Regions from separate parts of the Homo sapiens genome. Here region 1 is linked to region 2. Evidence: read pairs that join two places in POLR2A ChIA-PET (ENCODE). Cell type or tissue: PC-9. All regions are shown on one strand. Links, peaks and the distances in the headings refer to the core of each region. The heading gives the core; the rest is flanking DNA.

Region 1 (6,222 bases), core at 1-5,000, 91 kb before region 2:
GGATGTGCACGTAGGCCAGATTTATGTTTCTCTCCACCCAAACATCTCAGCAGAGTAAAGAATAATAAAGCAGCATTGCTGCAAACATGTCTCACCTCCCGCCACAGGGTGGTTTTTCTCCTGTCTCAGAATTGAACAAATGTACAATCGGGTTTTATACTGAGACATTCAGTTCCCAGGGGCAGGCAGGAGACAGTGGCCTTCCTCTATCTCAACTGCAAGAGGAGATCCTCTTTTACTAATCCACCTCAGCACAGACCCTTTACGGGTGTCAGCCTGGGGGACGGTCAGGTCTTTGTCATCCCACAAGGCCATATTTCAGACTATACATGGGGAGAAAGCTTGGACAATAACCTGCTTTCAAGGGCAGAGGTCCCTGCGGCTTTCCACAGTGCATTGTGCCCCTGGTTTATTGAGACTAGAGAATGGCGATGACTTCTACCAAGTATACTGCTTGTAAACATTTTGTTAACAAGGCACGTCCTGCACAGCCCTAGATCCCTTAAACCTTGATTTTATACAACACATGTTTTTATGAGCTCAAGGTTGGGGCAAAGTTACAAATTAACAACATCTCAGCAAAGCTTGTTTAAAGTACAGGTCTTTTTCAAAATGGAGTCTCATGTCTTTCCTTTCTACAGAGACACAGTGACAGTCTGATCGCTCCTTCTTTTCCCTGGAAAGAAAAATACTTTATTATTTGTTGATTAGATAAGACATTCATATGATTTGAAATGGAAAGGTACGAAAAGGTTCACCATAAAATGCCTTTCTCCCCTGGCTGTGCCCCCACCCAGTTCTCTCCACACATGTAACCCGTGAGATTGTCTCTTGTGTGTAATTTTCTGCACATGAAATGTACATACGGAAGCAAATATATGTGACTATTTCATCCTCCTCTTTTTTTTTTTTTTTTTTTTTGAGACAGTTTCGCTCTTGTTGCCCAGGTTGGAGTGTAGTGCTGCGATCTCAGATCACCACAACCTCCGCCTCCCAGGTTCAGGCGATTCTCCTGCCTCAGCCTCCTGAGTAGCTGGGATTACAGGCACGCACCACCATGCCCGGCTCATTTTGTGTTTTTAGTAAAGACGGGATTTCTCCATGTTGGTCAGGCTGGTCTCAAACTCCCGATCTCAGGTGATCCACCTGCCTCTGCCTCCCAAAGTGCTGGGATGACAGGTGTGAGCCACTGCGCCCAGCCCTGATTTTCATCTTACTGTTCTCCATTTGCAGGTGAAAATGGAGGTTTCCTCCTCCTGCGGCTGAGTGTGGCTTCCCCGGAAGACCTCACTGACCCCAGAGTGGCAGAAAGGCTGATGCAGCAGGTGAGTGGGCACTTTCCGGGCCAGGGGAGTAGAGGAAGGGGCGAGGTTCGCAGGGGCTGCAGGGAAGACCCGCAGGACACAGAAGAGCAGCTACCGCGCTTGGAAGGGAGTCTCGTTTCTTACGGAGAATTGGGAGCTGAATCTGAGGATCTCTGCCTGGCTTTGCTTCTGCCTGCCTTCTCCGAGTTCTTCATTTCCTTCTCTGCAATGTAAACATGTGACTCCTAGAGCCCCCAGTTTCTTCTGGTCCTTGGAAGCTTGGCCTTCTGGCCTCTGAGGCAAAGGTCAGTGATACTGATGGGAGGGTAGGTCGGACTCTTGGTTGCAAGTGGCAGAAACCCAAGTCAGGGCAGTTTATGCAAAAAAAAAAAAAAAAAAAAAAAGGCAAGGTCTGAGAAACCTACAAGTGTCTCTTCAGCTTCAGTACGGCTGGATCCAGCAGCTCCAGCGCCATCACAGGGACTTTCTCTTTCTTTCCCTGTCTTAGCTTTACTCCCTTCATTCTTCAGAGTCTTTCTTCATGTGTATGAAAAGGCAGCCTTGTTAGCCATAGATTCACAAGGGACTTCCATCTCCCCACATTTTCTTTTCTTTTTTCTTTTTCTTTCTTTCTTTTTGTTTTTTGAGACGAAGTCTCGCTCTGTCGCCCAGGCTGGAGTGCAGTGGTGCGATCTCAGCTCACTGCAAGCTCCGCCTCCTGGGTTCACGCCATTCTCCTGCCTCAGCCTCCCAAGTAGCTGGGACTACAGGCGCCCGCCACCACGCCCAACTAATTTTTATGTTTTTTTTTTTAGTAGAGACGGGGTTTCACCGTGTTAGCCAGAATAGTCTCAATCTCCTGACCTCGTGATCCACCCGTCTTGGCCTCCCAAAGTGCTGGGATTACAGACATGAGCCACCGCACCCGGCCCCCTCTCCCCAAATTTTCATGTCATCTGGGGAAGTGCAGGTCTCCATGGCCTGCAAGGGTCACCATGACTGACAACCCAGTCAGGATCCCATAGAGGAAGGATGAGCCCCAAGAAAATAGGGAGGCTAGGCAGAAAAAACCGCAGAGATGTATACTCTAGATGAGGACCATGATTGGGATGTATTTGTACAAGTTGGGAAAATTCTCCTAAAACCCACTGGATAGAACTTCCAATGGTAAAGTTCCGGGGTCAGGGTTTTGAGGATGGGGATGGTGTGGCTTGTTGGAGGTTAGACTGGGTCAGCTCAGTGCAGATGTCACGGGCCTGGCCTCACTGAGGGGTGGGTTGTTCTCCTAATGTGTGGTACAAAGTAGCAGATGGGGCATGATGGGAAGTGTCTAAGCTCTGCTCACAGATGTAACCGTGAAAACAGGCCCAGTGCACAGTCTAATGTGGATTGCCTCTTTGACAGTGCCCTTGCTAATACCTGAAGCTTGCATTCAGCACCTCTCACAGTCAATGGGACAGTGCCCTTGCTAATACCTGAAGCTTGCATTCAGCACCTCTCACAGTCAATGGGTGCCACACTGCTGAAAAGTGGCTCAGGCTTCCTGTCATCCCTTGCAAGGGTAAACCTGGCAGAGATGCTGGCTGGGGGTCTTATGCCAGGTGTAGAGTTCATAGCCAGGCTGGACAGGTGGAATGATTGCCCTTAGCAGAGGGAAGCAAGATATGTCCGTGGAGAGTGGGATCCTTTGTTGCAGGCGAAAGAAAACCTCTGTCTGTCGTAAGTAAAAGGGGGATTTGTTGGCAGCGTCCCAGAGTGCATAGAATCAAAGCAATGCCAGGACAGCAGGCTTGGAAAATAGGCAGGAGGGCCCCCAGGAGCTCTGAGGTCCAGACAGTGGGATCAGGCTGGCTGGGACACTGTCCCTCTTGCTGGTCAGTCACTATTGGATGCTGCCACAGCCAAGGGGCATCACGTGGCCTGCACACACATTCACATAGGTTCTCGCTGCCTTTTTGTCTCACTGGACTTTTTGCTCCAGAGCCAAAGTCCTGAGTAGGAACATTTGATAGGCTGAGCTTAGCCCTTGTACTCCCATGAGCCCACAGCCAGGTGCCAGGGGACGGGAAGAAGGGATGTCTGTGTCCTTGGAGTTCTCTTAGCAGCAGTGAGGCCAATCGTGACTCCCACTGTGAGGAGTTCCCTAAACATGGCACGGGGGCTCGACACCCGATGGCCAAATAAGTGACAAATGCCCCCGGCATGTGATAATCAAAGTAGCGAGTGTGAATCCTTGTGGGAGAGGGAAGCCAATTGCTTTTGTTTTGTTTTGTTTTGTTTTGTTTTGTTTTGTTTTGTTTTCTGAGACTGAGTCTCACTCTGTCATCCAAGCTGGAGTGCAGTGGTGCGATCTTGGCTCACCACAACCTCCGCCTCCCAGGTTCAAGCCATTCTCCTGCCTCAACCTTCTGAGTAGCTGGGATTACAGGCCCGCACCACCATACCTGGCTAATTTTTGTATTTTTAGTAGAGATGGAGTTTCAGGTTTCAGCATCTTGGCCAGGCTAGTCTTGAACTCTTGACCTCATGATCCACCCACCTCAGCCTCCCAAAGTGCTGGGATTACAGGCGTTGAGTCATTGCGTCCGGCTGGGAAGCCAGTTTTCTTTTTCTTTTTCTTTTTCTTTCTCTTTTTCTTTTCTTTTCTTTTATTTTTCTTGAGACAGATTCTCGCTCTGTCGTCCAGGCTGGAGTGCAATGGCACGATCTCGGCTCACTGCAACCTCCACCTCCCGGATTCAAGCAATTCTCCTGCCTCAACCTCCCTAGTAGCTGGGATTACAGGTGCACACTACCACTCCTGGCTAATTTTTGTATTTTTAGTAGAGATGGGGTTTCTCCATGTTGGTCAGGCTGGTCTCGAACTCCTGACCTCAGGTGACCCACCTGCCTCTGCTTCCCAAAGCACTGGGATTATTGGCGTGAGCCACCGCACCCGGCCGGGAAGCCAGTTTTGAATCTCAGGTCTAAGCCCCCAAACCAGAAATGATTTCAGGAATCGGAAAGAAACCGCGAGATCAGGAGCAGGTCAAGCAGCTGAGGCGCAGGCACCAGGCCACATGGGGTTGGGCATCAGTTCTCGTCCGGGGACAGCCCAACAGTTTGGGCTCGGGGATTAGACAATGAGCTTAGGAACCAGCTAGATCTGGGTGTGAATTCTAGTTCCCAACTGTGTGATCTTGGATAAGTTATTCTATGCGACTTTCATCCCTTATAAAATGAGGATCCTAACACCTGCTTTATAAGGTTGCTGTGAGGTTTAGATGACATAATGTGTGTGAGGCACCAGCCTGTGTCCAGCATGTAGGAGGCCCAGGAAGGGTTGCCGTCCTCCGCATGCACTCTGCCCCAGTGTCCCTTCCTGTCCTCTGCCTCTGGCGAGCTCATGGGCCAGATGGGCTGAAAGGACAGCTGGCTCTTTTGCTCTCCAGCTCCACCGGGAACTCCACGCCCACGCGCCTCACTTCCAGGTCTCCTTACTGCGTGTCAGGAGAGGCTAACGGACATCAGCTGCAGCCAGGCATGTCCCGTATGCCAAAAGAGGGTGCTGCCCCTAGCCTGGGCCCCCACCGACAGACTGCAGCTGCGTTACTGTGCTGAGAGGTACCCAGAAGGTTCCCATGAAGGGCAGCATGTCCAAGCCCCTGACCCCAGATGTGGCAACAGGACCCTCGCTCACATCCACCGGAGTGTATGTGTGGGGAGGGGCTTCACCTGTTCCCAGAGGTGTCCTTGGACTCACCTTGGCACATGTTCTGTGTTTCAGTAAAGAGAGACCTGATCACCCATCTGTGTGCTTCCATCCTGCATTAAAATTCACTCAGTGTGGCCCAGAGGCTGTCTATTGATCTGCATGCTTTCGCCATTTTTATAGTACAGGGATTGTGTATAGTCTCACTGCTACCTCCTCCTTCTACTCCCCCAGGTCTTGGTTTGGACTTTGATGATAGCATTTACTGAGACGGGCCTGGAGCCTGTCGAACAGCCCGCTGCAGCAGGGCAGGGACCACCTTTGTTCATCTCAGTATCCCCTGAACTAGCAGAGTGTCTGGCCTGCAGTGGGATCGCAGAGAATGTGGAATTGACCTAAATTTAAATTTCAAGTTCTGGACACAAGCCTCAATTATTCCTCTTATATGTTATAACTTACATGCTATTATTTTTTTAAAAAATTAATATGGTTTACTTTTTATTATAAAAGTAAAACTTGGCCAGGCTCAGTGGCTCACGCCTGTAATCCCAGCACTTTGGGAGGCCGAGGCCGGTGGATCACGAGGTCAGGAGTTTGAGACTAGCCTGGCCAACATGGTGAAACCCCGTCTCTACTAAAAACACGAAAATTAGCTGGGTGTGGTGGCAGGTGCCTGTAATCCCAGCTACCCAGGAGGCTGAGACGGGAGAATCACTTGAACCCGGGAGGCAGAGGTTGCAGTGACCCAAGATCCTACCACTGCACCCCAGCCTGGGCAAAAGGGCAAGACTCTGTCTCATAAATAAATAAATTTAAAATAAAAGTAAAACTTGTTTATGATTTCAAAATTTTGAAATATTCCAAAGACCAAGCAAAGTAAGAAGTGGGAAGAGGAGAAAGAAAAACTTTTCTATAATCCCACCTCTTAGATACAACGATTTATTTTTTAAAATTGAGACAGGGTCTCACTCTCACCCAAACTGCAGTGCAGTGGTGCGACCATGGCTCACTGCAGCCTCCACCTCCCAGCTCCAGTGATCCTCCCACCTCAGCCTCCTGAGGAGCTGGGACCACAGCTGGCTAATTTTTGTACTTTGTTTTGTAAAAAAGGGGCTTTACCATGTTGAGCAGGTTGGTCTCGATCTTCTGAGCTCAAGCAGTCCTCCTGCCTCAGACTCGCAAAGTGCTGGGATTACAGACATGAGCCACTGTGCCCAGCCTTATATA
Region 2 (11,007 bases), core at 3,521-8,520:
GCTGTGTCAGCTGTGCCACATCCTCCTGCCCAGCCCGGCCTCCTTCTTCTTACACAGGTGCCACATCCTCCTGCCCAGCCCGGCCTCCTTCTCCTTACGCAGGTGCCACATCCTCCTGCCCAGCCCGGCCTCCTTCTCCTTACGCAGGTGCCACATCCTCCTGCCCAGCCCGGCCTCCTTCTCCTTACGCAGGTGCCACATCCTCCTGCCCAGCCCGGCCTCCTTCTCCTTACGCAGGTGCCACATCCTCCTGCCCAGCCCGGCCTCCTTCTCCCTACGCAGGTGCCACATCCTCCTGCCCAGCCCGGCCTCCTTCTCCTTACGCAGGTGCCACATCCTCCTGCCCAGCCCGGCCTCCTTCTCCTTACGCAGGTGCCACATCCTCCTGCCCAGCCCGGCCTCCTTCTCCTTACGCAGGTGCCACATCCTCCTGCCCAGCCCGGCCTCCTTCTCCTTACGCAGGTGCCACATCCTCCTGCCCAGCCCGGCCTCCTTCTCCTTACGCAGGTGCCACATCCTCCTGCCCAGCCCGGCCTCCTTCTCCTTACACAGGTGCCACATCCTCCTGCCCAGCCCGGCCTCCTTTTCCTTACACAGGTGCCACATCCTCCTGCTCAGCCCGGCCTCCGCCCTTCTCCTTACGCAGATGCCACATCCTCCTGCCCGGCCCGGCCTCCTTCTCCTTACCAGGTGCCACATCCTCCGCCCAGCCTGGCCTCCGCCCTTCTCCTTACCAGGTGCCACATCCTCCTGCTCAGCCTGGCCTCCGCCCTTCTCCTTACAAGGTGCCACATCCTCCTGCTCAGCCTGGCCTCCGCCGTTCTCCTTACCAGGTGCCACATCCTCCTGCCCAGCCTGGCCTCCGCCCTTCTCCTTACGAGGTGCCACATCCTCCTGCCCAGCCTGGCCTCCGCCCTTCTCCTTACGAGGTGCCACATCCTCCTGCCCAGCCTGGCCTCCGCCCTTCTCCTTACCAGGTGCCACATCCTCCTGCTCAGCCTGGCCTCCGCCCTTCTCCTTACCAGGTGCCACATCCTCCTGCCCGGCCCGGCCTCCTTCTCCTTACGCAGGTGCCACATCCTCCTGCCCGGCCTCCTTCTCCTTACCAGGTGCCACATCCTCCTGCCCAGCCCGGCCTCCTTCTCCTTACCAGGTGCCACATCCTCCTGCCCAGCCCGGCCTCCTTCTCCTTACGCAGGTGCCACATCCTCCTGCCCGGCCCGGCCTCCTTCTCCTTACACAGATGCCACATCCTCCTGCCCGGCCCGGCCTCCTTCTCCTTACCAGGTGCCACATCCTTCTGCCCGGCCCGGCCTCCTTCTCCTTACCGGGTGCCACATCCTCCTGCCCGGCCTCCTTCTCCTTACCAGGTGCCACATCCTCCTGCCCGGCCCGGCCTCCTTCTCCTTATGCAGGTGCCACATCCTCCTGCCCGGCCTCCTTCTCCTTACCAGGTACCACATCCTCCTGCCCAGCCCGGCCTCCTTCTCCTTACCAGGTGCCACATCCTCCTGCCCAGCCCGGCCTCCTTCTCCTTACGCAGGTGCCACATCCTCCTGCCCGGCCTGGCCTCCTTCTCCTTACACAGATGCCACTTCCTCCTGCCCGGCCCGGCCTCCTTCTCCTTACAAGGTGCCACATCCTCCTGCCCAGCCCGGCCTCCTTCTCCTTACCAGGTGCCACATCCTCCTGCCCGGCCCAGCCTCCTTCTTCTTACCAGGTGCCACATCCTCCTGCCCGGCCCGGCCTCGTTCTCCTTACACAGGTGCCACATCCTCCTGCCCGGCCCGGCCTCCTTCTCCTTACCAGGTGCCACATCCTCCTGCCCAGCCCGGCCTCCTTCTCCTTAAGCAGGTGCCACTCCCCTATAGCCTTCACATTCCTTCCACCAACTCAGCATTTGCTTCTGGGAGGACCCGACCCGAGACACTCACGTAAAAGAGGATGCCCACGTACAGATGTGGCAGCAGGCCCTCCGAGCTGGGATTCAGACCCAGGTCAGCACGACTCCAAAATCTTTCCTCCTCTGCAGCTCCTTATTCCATGGTTCAGCAGGGAGGCGGGCGGGCTGGAGGCCCCGGCACCTGCTGTATGTGGTCTCTATCCGAGGCCATGGTGAAAGCAGGGAGGTGGGTGGGCTGGGGGCCCAGCACCTGCTGTATGTGGCCTCTATCTGAGGCCATGGCGAAAGCAGGGGCCCTGGTACTAGGGTCACACAAAGGCCACTGTCATTCTCTTGGGATTCGGTTTCTCCTTTCCCTAAAAGTGCCAAGCATTCTCACGCCAATTAGCTCATTTCCTGTCTCATCTCACCTCTGTGGTGGAGCAGGGCATGATTTTTACGCATGCAACGTCTTCTTACGGGCATCCCTGTGAAGCAGGGCCACCCCGGGGCACAGGAGGGCCTGGAGGTCCAGGGATCTAAACTCATTCCATTCACCCAGCCTTAAGGAGAAGAAAACCGAGGCCAGGAAGTCAGCAAGAACATGAAGTCGGTGACCCAGCATCCAGGTCCCCGGATTTGCCACCTGTGTCCTTTTGTGGGGCTTCCCTTTGTAAAGCTTGAAAGAATAAGAGGATCTTAACATAATTTTAAAACTGGAAGAGACCCTGGTGACCATGTCATCCGAAGCCCTCATTCTACCGTGGAGGAGGTGTGGGCCCAGAGAGAAGGGAGGTCCTTGTTGGCGCAGCCGGTGAGCGGCAGGGTGTGTCCCGGAGCCCGGGTTTCCAGCGCCCTCTCTGTCTTGCTGCCGAGCGTCCACGTCTGTTCGGTTGTCTTTGCACACTCCTGGCTCCCAGTTAGACCGCTGCTCCCAGGCGGAACGTCTGCCACAGGGGACACGTACATGCGGCCACCATGGGGACTGAATGAGGGTGGGCCCACAAAGCTCTCCAACGCGGGGTTCTGACAGAAAGCCCAACCCGGGCCGAAAGCCATCTTTTAAAATGAAGTTTACTGGGTTTCTTTTTTCATTATAAAGTAATGCACACTGTCCACAGAGATATGAAAATATTTAAAAGTAGAGAGAAGAAAAACATCATCAATGTTTCACCACCCAGGAACAACCCTATTAACGCGTTGAGAGATTTCTGGCTTGTTTCTCATACATAGCTCATATCCATAGTTTAAATCTATCATATCCTAGATATAGTTTGATCTCCTCTTTACCACCTAACTTTATTTATTTATTTATTTATTCATTTTTATTATTTATTTATTTATTTTGAGACAGAGTCTCGCTCTGTCACCCAGGCTGGAGTGCAGTGGTGCGATCTTGGCTCACTGCAACCTCCGCCTCCTGGGTTCACGCCATTCTCCTGCCTCAGCCTCCCGAGTAGCTGGGATTATAGGCTCGTGCCCCCATGCCTGGCTAATTTTTGTATTTTCAGTAGAGACGGGGTTTCACCATGTTGGTCAGGCTGGTCCCAAACTCCTGACCTTGTGATCCGCCCGCCTCAGCCTCCCAAAGTGCTGGGATTACAGGCGTGAGCCACTGCGCCGGGCCATGACCTAGCTTTAAACCTAAAAGTCTCCCCAATTATTATAAAACTCCATTCACACATTTCTGAAGGCCACGTGATACTGCATTGGCTGCCACCATAACTGAACTAACTTGGACACTGGGTTATTCACGGCGTCCCTGTTACAGGTAATGCCCGGATCAGAGGCTTTGTACCCAAAGTGCCTTCTGTGTTCAGGATCATTTCCTGAACCTGGAAGCAGAGCTGGTGTGTTCTGATCGGCGGCTCTGACCCTCCTTCTACAGTCAGAAGTCCATAAACATGAGCTTGCTCTGTCCAGGATGTCGGCACTTTTTTGGACACTTGTGATCAATTAACCCTTTTAATGTTGATGGTCTAATGGCGGAAGCAGAGCTGACAATGGGGCCGGGCGCTGTGGCTCACGCCTGTAATCCCAGCACTTTGGGAGGCCGAGGCGGGCAGATCACCTGAGGTCGGGAGTTCAAGACCAGCCTGACAAACATGGAGAAACCCCATCTCTACTAAAAATACAAACTTAGTAGAAATGTTGGTGGTGTGCACCTGTAGTCCCAGCTACCTGGGAGGCTGAGGGAGGAGAATCACTTGAACCTGGGAGGCGGAGGTTGCAGTGAGCTGAGATCACACCACTGCACTCCAGCCTGGGCAACAAGAGCGAAACTCCGTCTTGAAATAATAAAATAAAATAAATAGAATAATTACTCCGGAAGCCTAAAAATGATGGGTGGATTAAAGACTCTGCAGGTGGGTGGGGAAAAGGTGGAGAACCCCTTCCCATCCCAGCTCTTTCCTGGGTGAGCTCCCAGCTATGATCCAGGACCAACTGCCAGGCTTCTCATTTTGATACTGGACACTATGCTTAGCCCAGCGACTGTCCTGAAGAAAGTGATCCAGACAAAATTTGAACAGAGAAAGAAGGCAGTGAGATTAGCCCATCAGGCTGGAAAGTGAGACTTGTTCCTTGTTCCCCTTGCTCCCTGGGGAGAGGAGGCACCAGCTGAAGCTGGCCAGGGGACAGAAGAGGGGTCTGGTGAGCTCTGCTCCCCGGTGTGCAGGGGAGGCAGAATGCAGGCAGAGGAGCAGCCTGACAATGCGACGGACACATTACCACGTGGCCCTATGTGCCCTCACGGGGTCACGAGCTAGTGGAATCTAAACATGGAGAGAGGATCATTTAGCAACAGGGTCTGTGGCCCTGGGCATGACTGTGTGCCAGGCAACAGACAAGCCTCAGTGAGGGCCATCCAGGAAGGCCTCTGCCTTAGTGCTCACAAACTCGGTGGCTTCAAACAAACAGGAATTTATTCTTTCACAGTTTGGAACCCAGAAGTCCAAAATCAAGGCGTGGGCAGAACCACACTCCCTCCGGAGGTTCTGGGGTGGAGCCCTCCTGGCCTCTCTCCTGGTTTCCAGGGGTGGCTGGCCATTCTCCGCATTCCCGGGCTGGCAGCCGTGTCCCTCCAGCCTCTGCCTCCATCGTGTTGTGTGGCCATCTTCTCCCCTGTGCGTGTGTCTCTGTTTCCTCTTCTCATAAGGACACCAGTCACTGGATTAGGCTCTGCCTCAATTCGGCATGACCTCAGTTTAACTTAACTAATAACCTCTGCAAAGACCCTATTTCCAAATAAGGTCACATTCTGAGTGACATGAATTTTGGGGGACACGTACTCACCCCAGTACAACCTCCTTGAAGAAAATTTGGGGCAGGGTAGGTGTATGGGTCATGACAATAGATGATTCTTGCCGAATGATGACCTATTTGGGAAGACCAGCAGGTGTGCCCACATCACCCTGGGCTGGCTCTGGAAATCCCCCAAATCTCGGCTCTTGTCACCACTGAGTCAGGAGCCAGGCGGCATGACCAAGGGACCAGCTTGACTATTCCTCGATCTAACTTCTTGGATCATGAGGCCAGGCAGATGGCAGCCCCAGGAGCCCTCAGCTGTAGCTCATCAGGCCCGTGCTGAGACCACCCCCTCCCCTGCCCAGGAGGGCAGAAAAGCAGGGCCCAGGCAGCAGTGGCCACACCTGCCTCAGTGGTTTCAGCCCTGCTCTCTCAAAGGTTGACCTGCTATTGACTGGAAGGTATCACATTCCCTTGTTTCCTTCTGTAACCAGAGAAGAAGGTAAGGGGTAAGGGTGGGAGAGGGGAGAGAGACAGGACAGTATATCTAAAAATAAACGTACCCCACCTCAACCTCAAGCATTGCACAGAAAGGTGTGTCCGCCTGCTCTTCACCCGCCTGTGACCCCCGCATTCCCTCCAGGTGAGCAGGAGCCCGACCTAGACACTCTCTTTAGCCTACACATGCCAGACTCTCCCTTTAGAGGAAAAAGGGACTTCTCACCAAGCCACACCCCTTGAAACTGCTTCCTCGGGTGCACCTGGAGTGTTCTCACTCCTCGGCCCCAGTTCCCACTCACACTTCCTGGAGCTGGAGGAGGGGGCAAGAGGGTGATGCGTCATAAGCCTGCATGGACATTGTCACTGAAATGAAAGCTCAGCTTCCAGGGTCCGGAGACGGCTTTGGCCCCAAGGTGCCAGGGACAGCATAAGCTGCCGGGACCTGGCGAGGCCCAGGGGGCGAGCCTTCGGGCAACATCTAGCCTGGCACTCCTGGTTTCGTGCTGGAGGAGCAGGGTGAGAGAGGGGCTACTGTTGAGCTGTAGGAGGCAGAGTGGGTGCTGGGGGAAAGAGCAGGAGCTTTGGAGTCACTGTGGGCAAGCCACTTCCTAGCTGAGCCTCAGTCTCCATGTCTGCACAGTGGGGAGAGTAGACGTAATTCCTATTAGCTTAGTACGTCGTAGATTCTCAGCAAATGTTAGCGTCCCCACGCCACCGCCCCCCAGATGTGGGCATGGAAAGAGAAACAAACTATTTGGAAGGAGAGTCTGGGGTTGTTCTGGGTGGAGGGCCAGGTCATAGACATGATGTGGTGGCAATGCCTGATTCTGGCTGAGGGAATCATTCTGGAATGGTGAGGGGGTGGATCTGGCCACAGGGCTCAGGAGACTATTGTCGTCTCAGGGGTCCTCACAAAGTGGCTGGGCCAGGTGAGCTGGTGTTTCTTATATGCGGGTAAAGGTGTTGCTCGTATGCAGGTAAAGGTGTTTCTCGTATGCGGGTAAAGGTGTTTCTCGTATGCGGGTAAAGGTGTTTCTCGTATGCGGGTAAAGGTGTTTCTCGTATGCGGGTAAAGTGTTTCTCATGCAGGTAAAGGTGTTTCTCATATGTGGGTAAAGGTGTTTCTGATATGCAGGTGAAGGTGTTTCTCATATGCGGGTAAAGGTGATTCTCACATGCGGGTAAAAGGTGTTTCATGCAGCAGTTGGCAAGTTGGTAACTTCTTCAAGCCCTGTGATTTCGAGATGGGGAGAGAAGTCTGTGAGAATGCAGTTTTGAGAAGCAGAAGCAATGAGGTCGCATCAGCCTACTGCCGAGCATAACACACAAGGGCAAAGAAGACGGGGGTCTGGGATTGGAGGGCTTCTTAAAATTCTGACACTAGACCAACTTTCCAAGTTGTTAAAGCCTGCAGACCCCAGATGTAATCTGTCAGTGTGAGAGGAGTTAAATGTCAGCTCCAATATCTACATTATAATAATTGATACATATTACCTAATAATCAATATATTGTGATGTTATATCATAGCATTTATTACATACAACACAGTTACTATTATATTAGCTTCATCTACATGTGAGATCTGCTTTTTAAAAAACTTACTTTATTTTTTATAGAGATAGGGTCTTACTTTGTTGCCCAGGCTGGTCTTTTTTTTTTTTTTTTTTTTTTTTGAGACAGAGTCTCACTCTGTTGCCCAGGCTGGAGTGCATGATCTCTCTGCCTCCCGGATTCAAGCGATTCTCCTGCCTCACCCTCCTGAGTAGCTGGGATTACAGGCGTGCGCCACCACGCCCAGGTAATTTTTGTATTTTTAGTAGAAACGGGGTTTCACCATGCTGGCCAGGCTGGTCTCAAGCCCCTGACCTCAAGTGATCCACCCGCCTCGGCCTCCCAAAATGCTGGGATTACAGGCATGAGCCACCACGCCTGGCCAAGATTCACTTAAAAAAAAAAAACTGCTTTAAAAACATTCATAAGCCGTTATTGCCTGGAGAGTCTTTGAATGTGTCACACCCTTTAACACGCAGGAGCAGCCAATCCCCAAAGCCCTGGTCACGTGATGACAATTAGGCCACCTACCCTCCGTTATTCTGGCCCCTCTGCCAAGAGGCAGGCCCTCACCCAACTGACCCTACCAGCGCAGGGGCCTGAGTGCGGCTCTCCAAAGAAACTTGATGTTGGCATTCAGCCACAAGCCCGGCTCTCAGAGGAACCTGGTGTGGGAAAGACGCCCCACCTCCAGCCCCTGTGCCGTCAGAGTCAAGATCACTGTACTTTGCATAAAGTATTAGGAAAAAACCCAAATTCTTGCTCTTTGATTAGAGCCTCTCCTTCTTTCCCCACCAGCCCTCTGCAGAAGCAAGAGGCAAAACTAAAACTCAGGTGTTTTTATCCGTGAGTCTGTGTTTCTGTGTAAGTGATCTATGCATTTAAAAACCAATAACTTACTTTATCCTTCTCAGGACCTGAAGTATGGTCTTTCATCAGATGCCTACAGAGGGTAGGAAGGCCAGGAAGAGGTGGGGAGGGCAGGAGGGGAGCGCTGAACAAATGTAGAGGTTGGATCCAGGCGTGCGGATCAGACCTTGAACTAAGGAGCCATGGAGAGCACAGAGCCCCCAGGGACACGGGAAGACGGTTGTCCTGGGTAGATGGCAGCTCCAGAAGCCCCCAGCTGTGCCTCATCAGGCCCATGCTGAGACTACGGTCTCCTCTGCCCAGGAGGGCCACAGACAAGTGGAGAAAGCAGAAAAGCAGGGCCTGGGTGGCGCTGGCCTCACCTGCCTCCATGAGGCGGACAGGAGCCTCGCAGCCGTGGACGCAGCCCAGGCCAAGCCATGCAGGGAGTAGTAACAAGAATAAATGAAGCCGTGAAGCCAGGGCCCCTTTGGCGCTTGTGCAACCGCCAACCTGCGTAGTTCTGTGAGCACTGGGACACGTGTTGGTGCTGACTCATCAAAATCCCGGGACTGTGTGGTTTTGGACACTGCTGGAGTCCAGGTGCCCTGTGTGGTTTTGGGCACTGCTGGAGTCCAGGTGCCCTGTGTGGTTTTGGGCACTGCTGGAGTCCAGGTGCCCTGTGTGGTTTTGGGCACTGCTGGAGTCCAGGTGCCCTGTGTGGTTTTGGGCACTGCTGGAGTCCAGGTGCCCTGTGTGGTTTTGGGCACTGCTGGAGTCCAGGTGCCCTGTGTGGTTTTGGGCACTGCTGGAGTCCAGGTGCCCTGTGTGGTTTTGGGCACTGCTGGAGTCCAGGTGCCCTGTGTGGTTTTGGGCACTGCTGGAGTCCAGGTGCCCTGTGTGGTTTTGGGCACTGCTGGAGTCCAGGTGCCCTGTGTGGTTTTGGGCACTGCTGGAGTCCAGGTGCCCTGTGTGGTTTTGGGCACTGCTGGAGTCCAGGTGCCCTGTGTGGTTTTGGGCACTGCTGGAGTCCAGGTGCCCTGTGTGGTTTTGGGCACTGCTGGAGTCCAGGTGCCCTGTGTGGTTTTGGACACTGCTGGAGTCCAGGTGCCCTGTGTGGTTTTGGGCACTGCTGGAGTCCAGGTGCCCTGTGTGGTTTTGGGCACTGCTGGAGTCCAAGTGCCGCTGGGGCTGCCTCGGGGAGGAGGAAAGTTTCCAGAAGAGCTTACGGAAGAGCCTGCGGCTTGGGAGCAGCATCCCCCAGCTCGCGTGCTGGGTGGGAAGTGCCGAGGGGCTGTGCAGAGGGCTCTCGTGTTTGGGGATTTTCTCGGGACGGCTGTTTTCTACTTGAAATGGGGGTCCTGGAGTTCATGGGGAATGAGAGAGGTGAGCGGGAGCCAGAACGGGAAAGTCCTTGTCCGGGGGCTTCCGCAGGAGCCCCCTTGGCCCCTGGCCAGACACTTCCAGCTTCCCTCTGGCCCCAGAGATTCCCCTCGGGGTCAGGCCCTGCCTACCTGCCTCGGCCTCGCGGTCGCCTTCCTGCCCCTCAGGAAGCCCTGCCAAGGTCCCCTGAAGGCCCGCATGCTTGCCCGGAGGAGGCCGCTCCTCATGTTGCCCCAGGGACTGCCCCCAAGGCTTCCTTCTTCAGGGAAGAGGCGGCTCTTGGCCAGGGAGTTGTTGGGGCTGTTTCCAACCCAGGCAAACCTTCGCTTCCTCTCCTGCCCTCCTGCCCCGGGTTTTTCCCCAGACAGACCTACGGGTGCCAGTGCCAGTACGGGTGCCAGTGCCCCAGCCTCGCCTCCCCTGCAGCTCCCTCCTGGGCCAGGCCGAACACCATCGTTTCACAGTCCACTTACTGAGCTGAGAAGACCTCCTCGTATGAAGATCTGGGAAGGCCTGAGCTTTCACCGGCCTGCAAGCTCACGGGCGAGCCTGCCATGGTTGAAGGACGCTGGCAGAAGACCAGAGACCCTGGCCCAGGGCAGAGGACTCTGTCACTCACGGCACGGCACGTTGCTCAGTGTGAACGAGCTTCCTCTTCACTCCCGTTTCCTTTGCTCCCCAAACCCCACGGGGGCTACGCAGAGGCCCAGGTGGATTCTGTGGCACAGCTGGGTTTGCCTCACCGCCGGGGATCCCCGTGCTTAGGAAACGCCGGACTGTCATGAGGGGCTGCGAAGCAAACCTGCCCAACCTTTCCCGGGGGTGGACGTCGTCTTTGTTACACTGGACAGCGAGCAAATCTCGCTTCTGCCCCAGAGGGAGACGCTGTCCCTGCGCGCCGAGACTTTCACTATATACACGTCCTTGACGAGAGTCCAGAGCAAAAGGCCGTCGGCGCATCTGCTCCTGAGACTTGCAGAAACGTGGGGAACCAGTGAAAAATTGTCTCCGACATCCGAGACCCAGAGGAAGCCCAGGCCAACGGGCGCAGGGTGCTGGCTTTTCCGCTGCCTTAGGTTTCACCGCGGGTGCCGTCTAGCCCCGTCCCCCACGTCTCCGTGGCCAGCACAGGGCCCGAAATGAGACCGCTCATAAATAACTGAAAAAATCACACTTACCTCAGATTGTACCCTACTATGTCAATCATGTTGGAACAAATTAGCGTTTCTGAAACAAGAGTTATGGCAGAAGTGACTGCGATGTTCCGATGTTTCTAGGTGTTGGCACGGATACTGTTCGGTCCCAACCCCAGGAGGTAGTTACTGGGAGCCATTCTGAGGAGGGAGTGCTGAGGACTCCCCTCAACAAGGGGCTGTGGCCAAGGAAAGGGGCCCTGAGAGACCTCACACAGAGCCCCCCAGTCGCATACGGCACGGCTGAACTCTCCTGGCTTCCCAGAGAATCCAGAAGGAAAGGGCGGCCTCCCGCAGCCCCCGCCAGCCAGCTCAGGGGCAGACGGCCTAGTGGGGCCCTTGCCCAGCCACCCGCCTATCTATTGGCTAAAAAAATGTAAAAACAAAAATCACTCTTCCCA

The links. Peaks named below come from ENCODE experiments on the same cell type or tissue, not always from the same donor. Only the 100,000 strongest peaks of a DNase experiment are listed, where the experiment ranks them.
Region 1: POLR2A ChIA-PET joins it to region 2 with 38 read pairs; 3 of 35 experiments call an interaction of 5 or more read pairs at or near these places.

What each region holds. Positions count from the first base shown.
Region 1 is chr3:195,728,415-195,734,636 of GRCh38, forward strand. It overlaps MUC20 (mucin 20, cell surface associated), which reads left to right. Exons shown (of 4, transcript NM_001282506.2): 3 at 1,234-1,325; 4 at 4,736-5,137. The coding sequence ends at 4,804. Among named protein-coding and RNA genes, the nearest start is that of MUC20, 11 kb to the left of the region's middle. In PC-9, for the core only: no CTCF peak of the experiment used is centred there; no DNase peak of the experiment used is centred there.
Region 2 is chr3:195,815,733-195,826,739 of GRCh38, forward strand. LOC124905352 (vegetative cell wall protein gp1-like) reads left to right here. Exons shown (of 3, transcript XM_047449429.1): 1 at 1-1,809; 2 at 1,898-1,997; 3 at 2,445-3,044. The coding sequence ends at 2,566. Among named protein-coding and RNA genes, the nearest start is that of MUC4, 9.3 kb to the left of the region's middle. RefSeq lists enhancers at 698-1,503, 4,932-6,131, 7,927-8,614, 9,507-9,676, 9,528-9,697 and 3 more. In PC-9, for the core only: no CTCF peak of the experiment used is centred there; DNase peaks (open chromatin) are centred at 5,819, 6,789 and 7,709; H3K4me3 peaks cover 3,612 bases; H3K27ac peaks cover 4,254 bases.